Regions from separate parts of the Homo sapiens genome. Here all the other regions are linked to region 1. A link is a contact called in ENCODE Hi-C or POLR2A ChIA-PET data. All regions are on one chromosome and are shown on one strand. Each heading gives the region's core, a stretch centred on a gene start or an enhancer-like site at or near the end of the contact. The rest is flanking DNA. Distances are from core to core; before and after follow the strand shown.

Region 1 (2,888 bases), core at 163-2,662:
AGGGAACTAACAGATCCTCCCCAAACTCCAATCAGGTGGTCCTAATCCAGGTTGCCAATCGCAGTGCTTCAATCACAGGAGTAAGCACAGGTCCTAGGCCAGGCCAATCACAGCTCCTTCTTGGATTTTCCAATTTGATAAAATCCAGGCTGGCTGGATAAAATCCAGAGGGAGAGTTTACTCCCACTCCTAGTGAGAGAACAGCTGCCAAATTTCTAGTCTTATGGAGCTGGTGTCTGACAAACTGAAGCTGCGATGCAGAAAAAAGCTGAGATGAGAGACGGGGACATCTTGGTGGTGGCCAGGTGGCTAGTGCCATATACATCCCTGCCCAACCTCATTTTGGTTAGGTGAGCACCAGTCATTCCCATTTATTCTTTTAACAACAGGAAGTATTTAATGAGCATCTACTATTATGAGCCAATCATTGAAGACACAGTGATGACTAAGCCTTCCAGTGAACACAAAATATATATTAATGTAAAAAGTACTGCAAGTTATGGACATTTGGAACCTAAGTAGGCAAACCATGACTTAAATCTCATTTAGGCTGGGCACAGTGGCTACACCTGTAATCCCAGCACTTTGGGAGGCTGAGGCGGGAGGGTCACTTCAGCCCAGGAGTTGAGACCAGCCTGGGCAACATGGTGAAACCCCCATCTCAAAAAAATACAAAAATTAACTGGTCTTGGTTTTGCAGCCTGTAGTCTCAGCTAATCGGGAGGCTGAGGCCAGAGGACAGCTAGAGCCCCGGAAGTCGAGGCAGCAGTGACTGCAGTAAGCTGAGAGCACACCACTGCACTCCAGCCTGGGCGACAGAGCGAGACACTGTTAAAAAAATTAAAAAAAAAAAAAAAAGAAAGAAAGAAAGAAAAGAAAAAAGAAAAAGGAAAAGAAAACTTATTTAATTCTCAACAAATCCTGTTAGGAAGCTCAGAGAGGGTCAGTAATTATTGCAAGTTTCTAGCGCTAATATATAGCGGAACCAAGACTTGAACATAGGTTTTCGACTCAACAATTGTTTTAATTACTCTGCGCTGCGTAAACTGAGAAACCTCTGAATCCTTACAATTTTAAAAGAACAACTTACAGTTTTCAGTTTCCATCAGATTCCAATTTTCTACCAAATTGCAGCCCTGAGGTATGAATGGTTACCAAACTTTAGTTAAACAAACAAAATTAGCTCATTAAGTAACAGAGAAACCACTCTGCCCAGCCTGCATTTTTTTTTTTTTTTTTGTATGAGTTTGCCTCCTTTATGCGCAAGGCTCCTTGGGAGTTGTAGTCTGAGGCATAGTCCTGTGGGTGGAGGCGCTGACTCACTGGGACCCAATCAGCAGAGAGTCAACTTGCTCTCCGCGCAGCGATTGGCTGGAAGTCAGCGGTCTCCCGCCCGCGGCGCCATCGCGCCATTCCTAGTTAAGGCGGCACAGGGCCGAGGCGTAGTGTGGGTGACTCCTCCGTTCCTTGGGTCCCGTCGTCTGTGATACTGCAGCGCAGCCATGGCAGAACCGCAGCCCCCGTCCGGCGGCCTCACGGACGAGGCCGCCCTCAGTTGCTGCTCCGACGCGGACCCCAGTACCAAGGTGGGCACAGGACCGAAGGGAACGGCTCCCCCAGCTCCGCTGGGCCGGGACCGGGCCGCATTCTATCCAACCCCATCCCGCCGCCGCTGCAGGTCCGCCGGCCTCGGGCGGACGGGAGTGTGATGGGAAGAGGGATAATGGTGTTTGATGGGGCGATCGTGGGGCCCGCGAAGTGTGGAGGGGATCTGTTGCCTCAGCTAGTTTCAAAGACTGCGACCCTGTTTTGAATTGGCTTGTTTATGTTGCGACGGTGGCTGGAAGCCAGGCCAACCCAGGGTCAGCTTTCCCAAATCAGTCGCCAAGGCCCACGAGAACAGTAGTTTCAGAACTCCCAGAAATAGGTTCAAAGATGCCTGTCCTGTACCAGTCCTGCCCAGCCTCGTTTTTCCTTACCACCCTGACTGCAGTCTTAACTCCTGCAAACTAATTTGATCGCTCTAAGTTTAACCGCGCCCAGAATTTCACTTTTGCTTGCTTGGCCTTTGCTGTGGGTCACAACAGCCCTTCTTGCCTTCCTCATCTTCGTGGGGCCCAGGAGAGATTACAGAATCATAGAGTTTGGATCTGAAAGGAATCTTAGAAATTCCTTCTCTTACCCTCTCGTTTTACAGTAATGACCCAGTAAGAGAAATGACCTGTTGCATACAAAGGCTTTCACTTACCGAACATGTCTTTACTGGGTAAGAATCAGTGTAACTCACTCAGGTGTGGTGTTTCGGTTGCCTTGTTAAGATCAGACACAGTTGGCGGGCGCGGTGGCTCACGCCTGTAATCCCAGCACTTTGGGAGGCCAAGGCGGGCGGATCACGAGGTCAAGAGGTAGAGACCATCCTAACACGGTGAAACCCCGTCTCTACTAAAAATACAAAAAAATGAGCTGGGCGTGGTGGCGGGTGCCTGTAGTCCCAGCTACTCGGGAGGCTGAGGCAGGAGAATGGCATGAACCCGGGAGGCGGAGCTTGCAGTGAGCTGAGATCGTGCCACTGCACTCCAGCCTGGGCGACAGAGTGAGACTCTGTCTAAAAAAAAAAAAAAAAAAAAATTCAGGCACAGTAACCGCTGTTTATTCCAGTGAAGTCATCAGTGTCTGTAAACACCTTTGTATTTATTTATTTGACTACATCATTTGTAAATTCCTTGAAGATTGAATATGTGCTTCGTGCAGACCTTTAAAAGGGGTAGATAAGTGGTCCATGACTCTGGTCCCTGCTTGTTCTTTACCTTCAGGGCAAAGAGTCAGACACATCTCATTGCTAAAACTTTTGACTAGCACCTGGTACTTGGCTTAGGAAAAATGTTAGT
Region 2 (2,888 bases), core at 211-2,710, 440 kb after region 1:
ACTGAGCCCACTCCAAAGCCTGTTTTGCCTTGCCACCGTACACCACAGTCTTACCGCTCTCCGTTTCTACATAGAATCCTCTTTCATAATTGAACGAAAAGATTGCCATCATAAGGGAGGTTTCCCACCACCCCTGCTCTTTACCTCGTTGTCTCTCTGGTCCTGTAGCCATCACGGTATCATTGCTATCCTCACTGCCATAACATCTACTCTTATTGCGTACCTTTTCTGTCCAGTGCACTCCACCAGGAGCTTATCTTTGGCCCTTTTAGTTCCAAGTAACAGAAACCAAGTAAAGATAGGTTAAGCCGCAAATGGTAACTTTATTTAAGTGATTAGAAGATTTCTCACGGAATACTAGAGGAGAAACTCGGAGGGCCCTAGTAGGTTTTGAAACCAGACATTGGAATCTGTCGGGACCCCAGGTAGCCCTCCCTGGACTGCACAGCCTGTGGTCTCTGCTTCTCACTGCAGGTATCTTTCTTTGCTTCTGTATGCCTGTGATCAAAGAGACTCACCCCAGAATGCCTGTATTTTCATCATCTCATTTTAAGTGAACAGGGCACGTTAGGCTGGAATCTCACATAATTCTAAATTTTTGAGAAAGGAAATCTGATTAGCCCAGCATGGATTGGGCAGCTTCCAAGTCCAGAGGATAAACTGAGCTCAGGAATCTCCCATGTCCACCTTGAGGTTGTGCTGGAAAGAGTTGTCAAAGACAGGAGTTACTGTGTAATGTACAGACATACCAAAAAAACCTCTGCATATGCTATAACAGAATATTAAATGTTAGAACTGGAAGAGTGCTGAGAAGCCATCAAATCTCGACATTTAATGTCACAAAGGATGAAACCAAAGTATAAGTAAAGTGACTTGCCTAATGTTACTGAGTAGTTATTCAGTAAATATTTTTTGAATTGTTGAATGGAAGACAATTATTTCTGAAGAACTTAAAGGATCTTTACCAAAGAATATACTGTATACATTTTTGAGATCAGGAGTATCTTTCACTTTAACTGAAAGATTAGGAATGGATTTGATCATAAGTTATTGCACTGTCACTAATATCCTGGTTGCTGATCTTCCTTTAGTTGGTTTTCACCCAAATGAGAAAATTTAGCAACAGTGGCATTATGGTCCCAGGCCTTCCAGTGGAATTTCCCACAAATGATGGACAGTTAGAAACAGGCAAAACAGGCCCTTGCTTCTGGTCTAAAAGGCACCAATTCAGTGGAGAAGCTGTTGACCTCAACTGTTATACTTCAGCCATTGTTCACAATCTGGCACAGTATTAATCCCTTAAGAAAAGGATGAAAAAAGTGCCATTCAGCACAACATAGTTTGTCATCGCATGCATAATGTAGACTTTCCAATTAAAATGCTACAATTTGGAAACTTTCTTCACAGACTGATGAGAGAGCAACTATTTTAAAGACTGGAAACCTCAGTCCACTGGGTTTGCATTGAGTCACTTCTGACTCAAGCCACAAAGAAAAGAGTTTTGAAAACATATTCGCTATTGAATTTTGTATCAAAATACCAGCAAGGAGAGCAATTAGTTGCTGTAAACTGAACCCCTGGTAATCAATGGTATGCAGCCAGCCAGAGCATTTATGGAAGATGTAAGCAAAATCACATCTGCTAATCAATTAAAAAAAAAAAAAAGCCCAGCACTTCACTGCTTTTAGGGAAACTGCACAATGAGAATAAGGGAAGATGGAGGAGACAACATATATAATATCACCAGGCATTTCATGCTGTGCTCATTAGTTAGAGAGGTTTGTGGCAACAGCTAAACACCGACCTGATCTGCATCAATAAATCTTGGCCAGCAACTTCCTTTATTCAGCCCCTTTTGAAAATGGCTTCTGATCTATGGGTGGAAGTGTGCTGTGTATGTTTAAGGAGCTCATTTCAGTTAAGGTCATAGAGAGTGTCTGTCCTGGATGAGCTCACCATGCAAACATTCCCAGCTAGTTTACAAGTCAGAAATAGCTCTCTGTTGTTGCAGGCACAAAGACATAAGAATACACTTTGCAGGCAGCCAAAGAAGTGAAGGGAATTGGTAGAGCAAAATTCCTCTCAATGGAAAAGCAGAGGTTGAATCAGTTTTTCCTTTAGTATTCTTCAGCTGCAGTTGCTTTTTTCAGTCAAATCAACAAAGGGGTTTAATTCCTGGCTAAGCCTAAATTCCAAGCAAATGTGCATCCTAGGCATGAGTTAGAAGTCCTCTTTAAAACTTCAACATGTAGGTTGAGTCTGAGCCCTAGGCTCGATGACCTGAGATCCGTCAGTGTCCCTTTTCCACTCAGGAGTCACCATGACCCCACATCTCCAGTCCCTGGGGACTCTTAATAGAGGACTAGAGAGAGGATGTCTCAACCAGTATGAGCACTTGGCTGCTGTTCAGAAAAAAAGAATTTAGGCCAGAATAAATTAGTGAGGTAAAGATCGATAGACTAGGCTAATAAAAATTAATACCTTCAGCATGCAAACTATGATAGGCAGTGGATTAATATCCTTTAAATATAGAGGACATTTTGTAAGTCATTAACAAAAAGATACATATAAGTAGAAAATGGGTAAAATGTTCAAGCTCAATAAGTTAAAAATTGCAGATTAATAAGATATTTCAGCTATCAAATTAGCAGTATTTTTAAACATAATATATAATATTGGTGATGATGCACAGAAACAGGCATTTGTTATGCAGTGCTGGTAGTGTTAATATAAATTGGTATAGATTTTTGCTTGGGGTTGGGGGGAATAGAAGTATACAGCTATTTTATGATATACATCAAAGCCTCAAGATGTTATATGCCCTGTTCCAGGAGTTTCACTTACAGAATCATTCAAAGACAATAATCATAGATTTAGCTTAAGAATGT
Region 3 (2,888 bases), core at 282-2,781, 410 kb before region 1:
TAGTTTCCCTTCTTCTATTCTTGCAATCTTCCAGGGTCCCACCTCCATCAGCCAGTGTAATCCTTTAAAAATATGTCATATCATATCATCTCCTGCTCAAAATCCACTAACTGCTTCCCACCACACTTAGTCTTCACCATGGCCTACAGGGCCTTACATGCACGATCTTGCCCCTGGCATCTTTATTTTCTGTCACTCTTTCCTCCCTCCCTCCCTCCCTCTCTCCCCCTCTCTCCCTCCTTCCCTCCTTCCCTCCCTCCCTCCCTGCCTCCCTCTCCCTCCTTCCAATCCAGTCATAACAGCCTCCCTGATGTTCTGTGAACAAGTCAAGCGTGCTATTTGAGGCCTCGGGACCTTTGCACTTGTTCCTCTGACTGAAACACTCCTGTTCAGATATCTACATACCTCACTCATTTAAGTCTATGCCCAAATGACAAACCTTCAGGGAGGTCTTCTCTAATACCTCCACCATTGCCTACTTTGCTTCACTTTTCTTCACAGCACTTATCAGTACCTGATATGACATGAAATATGTAGATACACATTTGTTTATTGTCTGTATTTCCATTTGGAGTGTAAGCTCTAAGAAAACAGGTTTTTGTTTGTTTTTTCCTTTCATCCCAGCATCCCCAGTGCCTGTGACTTTAGACAGAGCAGGCCCTAGGTAAACGTCTGTTAAATGAATGGATGACTCTGTTCTAATTTGTCTAATTTCTCGAGTCACCCTCAGCCAGATCCAACAAATATTTGAGTCTTAATTATGTAAGTGACACTTAGCTAGATGCTTACAGCTTTAAGAACGTATAAAACAGCCCCTAACCTGAACTGTGTCCTTTTGGGAGGGTACTGATTGGGAGAGGGCACAAGGAAACTCCCAGAGTACAGAAATGTTCTTTCTCTCCATCTGGGTGGTAGTTACACAGGTGCATACATAAGAGCAAATCTACTGAGTCATATTCTTAAGATGTGTATTTTATGTTGCACCCCAATAAAAGTTTTTGTTGTTGGTTTTTTTAAGGTTCTGACGTATCTAGACACAAAACGAGATAATTTCCCAACGTGGCAAGACCAATGATGGAGCTGCACAGCCTGCTTTGTGAGCAGTGAGAAAGTCACCCTCCAGGTACTAAGATTGGCATACCCTTTCCTTGATAAGAGAAAAAGGGTAAGATGTAGCCTGTTATTCCTCTGACGCTGGAATGTCGTAGAGATCACGGGCCTCTCCTAACCCCTGGAACCATCTTCTCACTGTGGCGCTGTTCATTGGGGCCCAGCAACAGAGATCCCGAATACAGGACGCTGGATCAGTGGGGCCTCGAGCCCTTAAGTGAGATGCAGCAAGGCAGAGCGGCCTTTGGGAGAGGGCAATGGGGCAGCCCTGTGCTTTAGACTTGGCTTGAGGAGGTGACACTGTGTCCACGTGCCTGTGAAGAGAGAACGGCTGAGTATACACGCGACCCGCCAGACTTCACAAACGGAGGAGACGCGGGTCACACCAGTGCGCATGCTCAGCAGGGGCTTCTGCCACGCAGGCGCACGGCGGCCGGCGCGGGCCGAGCGGAGGCAACTGCTGTGCGGCCTGCGGGCGCGCGCTCCCTTATCGGCCAACGGACGCGAGGCGCGCGCCATGGAACAGCGGTTAGCTGAGTTTCGGGCGGCGCGGAAACGGGCGGGTCTGGCGGCCCAACCCCCTGCTGCCAGTCAGGGCGCACAAACCCCAGGAGAGAAGGCGGAAGCAGCAGCGACTCTAAAGGCAGCCCCAGGCTGGCTAAAGCGGTTCCTGGTATGGAAACCTAGGCCCGCGAGTGCCCGGGCCCAGCCCGGCCTAGTTCAGGTGAGACGATGGAAACTTCGGCCCTAGGACCTGGCCTCGGAGCCACAGTCGAGGGCGCGGCCCTAGCTGCCGGGGGTGTGGCCCTAGCTGCCGGAGGCGGGGCTACTGGCCCCCCATCCTGATCGAGGGCCGGACCGCTCATCTCCGGCCACACGTGTCAGCACTGTTACCAGTTTTGACATTTTCTTTCCAGCCCGCGACCCACGCAGGTCCTGATTCCAGCGAGAGTCGAGGGTCCTGGGAGAAAGCACCTCTGCTCTTAAATTATTCACTCCGAATTGAGTTATCGTGACGCCCTGTGGCATTGGGAAACCTCTCCACAACCAAGTTGAGCCACAGCCCTCTGCTAATGGAGGAGGGTAAAAGGTCTAATTGGATACCGATCACAAGTAGCAGTAATTAAAACTTCATTTGATTCGCACCTGGGGCACATGCAGCTAGTAGCCCAGATAGCCTGTGACTTAGAAATGCGTTTGAATACAGAATTTACCAAAGTGTGGTAGCTGTAACTGCCGGTAGTGGCAGAAGCTTATTCCAGTTCCATAGTGAATGTTCAAGACACAAACAAAAAAAAGTGATTTAGTATGATAACCTTTTCACATTTAATTGTTTTGGTAATCTCTTGTTTTGCAGATGAATTTAATTTGCATCCTTTTGTGTTTTCATTTAGTTTTAACTCAGTAAAATGGTAAGGTGGCTTGCAGTGAGGTTGAAATGTCTATGTGGAAATACAAGACAAAACATATCAAGGGATGAGTGCTTTGTAACAATTTGTGCCCAGTGCTTTGTTCCTCATAAGTGCAATAAGAACTAAAAAATTCCTTTTAAAATGAAAATATACTGGAAGAAAAGTGTACCTTGCTCACCTTAAAATTATTTCCTGTAAGTTCATCTATTATTGCACAACATTTGATTTGAGGGAATTTTTAAAAATTACTGAACCTATTACTCAATTTTGATTTGATATTCTCAGTGATATACAGGATTCCAGCTGACTTGCAGAAAGGTGAAAAGAGCGCAGCAGAGTTCAGACAATCCATTTCCTTGTGTGCAG
Region 4 (2,888 bases), core at 106-2,605, 280 kb after region 1:
CCCGAGTAGCTGGGATTACAGGTGCCTGCCACCACGCCTAGCTAATTTTTGTATTTTTAGTAGAGACAGGGTCTCACTATGTTGGCCAGGCTGGTCTTGAACTCCTGACCTCAAGTGATCCGTCTGCCTCAGCCTCCCAAAGTGCTGGGATTACAGGCGTGAGCCACCATGCCCAGCCCAGTTGTTGGTTCTTGAATCAGTGATGCCCATGAAGTATCTAATGGGGTATCACTGGATTTTGCTCTTGGCTCTCTCCTGACCAGAAACCTAGAAGAAAATATAATAGGCAAGTGGAAAGAACTAATGCAGTAGATGACAGAGTCAAATGAAAAATCATTCTGGGGCCGGGCGCAGTGGCTCACGCCTGTAATCCCAGCACTTTGGGAAGCCAAGGCAGGCAGATCACGAGTTCAGGAGATCAAGACCATACTGGCTAACACGGTGAAACCCCGTCTCTACTAAACATACAAAAAATTAGCCGGGCGTGGTGGGCGCCTGTAGTCCCAGCTACTCGGGAGGCTGAGGCAGGAGAATGGCGTGAATCCGGGAGGCAGAGTTTGCAGTGAGCCGAGATCGCGCCACTGCACTCCAGCCTGGGCAACAGAGTGAGACTCCATCTCAAAAAAAAAAAAAAAGAAAAAACGAAAAATCATTCCAATGCCTGAATAAGCTGTATTATTTAACAGTTGTTTGGGAACCATTCATTGGTTCATTCATTTACTCATTTTTGAGAGCTTTGTATCAAACACTGTTCTTGGTGTTGGGAATGCATGAGAAAACAAAGAGAAACAAGTCATGGACCCTGTGTCTTCAAGGACCTTATAGAGTGTGCCAAAAAAATGCTTTAATACGGATCACTCGAGCCCAGGAGTTCGAGGCTGCAGTGAGCCGCGATCATGCCACTCACTTCAGCCTGGGCAACAGAGAACGTAGTTTTAGTTGGGAGTGGGTGGGGGTGGGGCATTAATAGAGCAAGTGCTAACATGCTAACATAGAGTTGTGTACAAAGGTTTTTGGGGGCCTAAAGATGGGAGTGGTCAATTCAACCAGGGTGCTATTCTATTGCAATGCTGCTTTTCCTTTCAAGGGCCCAACTCCTGAAGAAGCATGAGTGACCACTTCAAACTTCTCAGTCCCCTTTTAAAAGGTCCTTCATGAAGCACCTTTGATGTTCAAATGTCAGGGATATATCTCGTTAATCTTTGGTGCCTGTTCTGCCCCACTGTTATCCCCCTCACCCAAAAAGCTCCCTTCCTAGAACTTTCAGCCCTCAGAGTAGCTGCTCTTTGTTCCTCATTCCTTTGAAGGGGCCTGCTTACCTCTTTTTATGCAAATATAGAAAAGTACCTTGACTTATGCAAATGTTGAACATTAACACTTCTAGTGCCCAGGAGCAATGTTCCCTCAAACATTACACTGTTCAGGAGTAACTAACTATGAAGGTTAAGCATACAGGAACAGTTTAATCTTGCAATCAAATAAAACTTACTCTAGTTAACACAGTACAGGTAATAACATACCTCATCGTTATTGTGCTGCATTATAATTAGTCAAGTAGAGAATGGTTGACCTAAGAGAATGCAATTCATATTTATTTTATGCAGTGGAAACAGATCTTTGTGGATTTTCTCTTCTTTTTGTTAGTTCTCCATTACCTATAATTATCTTGATTGTTGACAGGGGTGTTTTTTGAGACCACTATAATTTAATCTTTTTGGTTCACTGATAAGCACACACACAAATACTTTGACACACAGGTTAGAAAAACAAAACTCCAGCATTTCTAGCTGCAGGGATTTCCTCTTTTCCTTTCTAGGGAGGCATCTTTTCTGTGCATGGCTAGCCCATGCAGTATATGGTTGCTCCAGCTCCCTGGTGCGTACTTTTCTCAGCTCCAGCTGTGCACTGGAATCATTTGGGGAGCTTTTACAAAAGCCCAGTGCCTAGAGCTCACCTCACAGAGAACCTAATGAAATTGGTCTGGGGTGCATCTGCTATCGGTATTTCTTTTTTCTTTTCCTTTTTCGAAATGGAGGTCTTGCTGTGTTGCCCAGGCTGGTCTCAAACTCCTGGGCTCAAGCAATCCTCCTGCCTGAGCCTCCTGAATAGCTGAGATTATAGGTGGGAGCCACCATACTCAGCATGGCATCAGCTTTTTTTTTTTTTTTAAAGCTCCTCAGATGATTTTAATATTCAGCTATGGCTGAACTGCACTGCCATAAAGGGATAGAGGTACAGTGGTTTCTTGGTTATTTGTCCAGGAGAATGGACATGGGTATCAGGGTGCTGTGGAGGGCAGAGAGGTCCTACAGGCCTAGGATGTAGGATACAGAACGTAGAATCGCTACCTGGGAATCTGGGGAGATGGGGAATTGAAGCTTCACTGAGACATTTCAGGGGACACTGGAGGCTGGATGGTCTCTCTCTTTGTCTAGACATGATACTGTTACCAGGGTTCCTTGCTCACAGAGCTTCCAAGATGGTGGCAAGCTGCTTCCGAGATGGTGGCAAGCCTCGTGTTCTCTGACCTGGGGTTCTTGGCCTCATGGATTCCAAGAAATGGAATCTTGGGCCATGCAGTGAGTGTTATAGCTCTATTAGAAGCTGTGGGTCACGGAAGAGAACCGTGGAACCCAGTGACTAGTGTTCAGCTCAATTAGGACGAACCCAGGCACTTAGCCATGCAGGAACAATGGCAAGCCTTTAGCCCAATCGGGAGTGGCAATAGGCGCCTCGCTGGATCAGGAGCACAGCGGACACCCTGCCGGATCCGGAAGAATGGAAGTCAGCGGTGGGTCTGCGACGGCGGCAAAACAGCAGTGGTGGATGGCGAGCAAAAGCTCAGCTCGAGCCCTAACAAACACGGGCCAGAAGAGTGCAGTTGCAAG

Evidence for each region. Hi-C counts contacts between places; a loop is a spot of excess contacts on that map. ChIA-PET counts read pairs that join two places held with the same protein, here RNA polymerase II (POLR2A). Pooled maps may share reads with other maps.
Region 2: a loop to region 1 is called in a pooled map, with 2.2 times the contacts of the local background. The contact joins the enhancer-like site here to the promoter of GLO1 in region 1. A Hi-C loop is called at or near these places in 1 of 50 pooled maps. POLR2A ChIA-PET finds 5 or more read pairs at or near these places in 4 of 52 experiments (Caco-2, HEK293, OCI-LY7 and 1 more).
Region 3: a loop to region 1 is called in a map of CD8-positive, alpha-beta T cell, with 18 times the contacts of the local background. The contact joins the promoter of SAYSD1 here to the promoter of GLO1 in region 1. A Hi-C loop is called at or near these places in 11 of 168 maps with a recorded cell type or tissue (B cell, CD4-positive, alpha-beta T cell, CD4-positive, alpha-beta memory T cell and 6 more), 4 of 37 single-sample maps with no recorded cell type and 25 of 50 pooled maps. POLR2A ChIA-PET finds 5 or more read pairs at or near these places in 1 of 52 experiments (activated T-cell).
Region 4: a pooled map shows a loop between it and region 1 (3-fold over the local background). The contact joins the enhancer-like site here to the promoter of GLO1 in region 1. A Hi-C loop is called at or near these places in 1 of 50 pooled maps. POLR2A ChIA-PET finds 5 or more read pairs at or near these places in 5 of 52 experiments (A673, AG04450, Caco-2 and 2 more).

The regions. Positions count from the first base shown.
Region 1 is chr6:38,701,669-38,704,556 of GRCh38, reverse strand. GLO1 (glyoxalase I) reads left to right here and starts at 1,412. Exons shown (of 6, transcript NM_006708.3): 1 at 1,412-1,586. The coding sequence starts at 1,503. RefSeq lists enhancers at 1,136-1,295, 1,476-1,575, 1,596-1,645, 1,678-2,270.
Region 2 is chr6:38,261,248-38,264,135 of GRCh38, reverse strand. All of the region lies in intron 8 of BTBD9 (BTB domain containing 9), which reads left to right. Among named protein-coding and RNA genes, the nearest start is that of BTBD9-AS1, 220 kb to the left of the region's middle. Within about 2 kb of position 1,460, at least 7 of the 41 ENCODE cell types and tissues checked have a DNase peak (open chromatin) inside an H3K27ac peak, as active enhancers do.
Region 3 is chr6:39,113,829-39,116,716 of GRCh38, reverse strand. SAYSD1 (SAYSVFN motif domain containing 1) reads left to right here and starts at 1,531. Exons shown (of 2, transcript NM_018322.3): 1 at 1,531-1,834. The coding sequence starts at 1,628. RefSeq lists an enhancer at 1,648-1,937.
Region 4 is chr6:38,426,463-38,429,350 of GRCh38, reverse strand. The region is part of intron 6 of BTBD9 (BTB domain containing 9); the gene reads left to right. Among named protein-coding and RNA genes, the nearest start is that of BTBD9-AS1, 54 kb to the left of the region's middle. Within about 2 kb of position 1,355, at least 2 of the 41 ENCODE cell types and tissues checked have a DNase peak (open chromatin) inside an H3K27ac peak, as active enhancers do.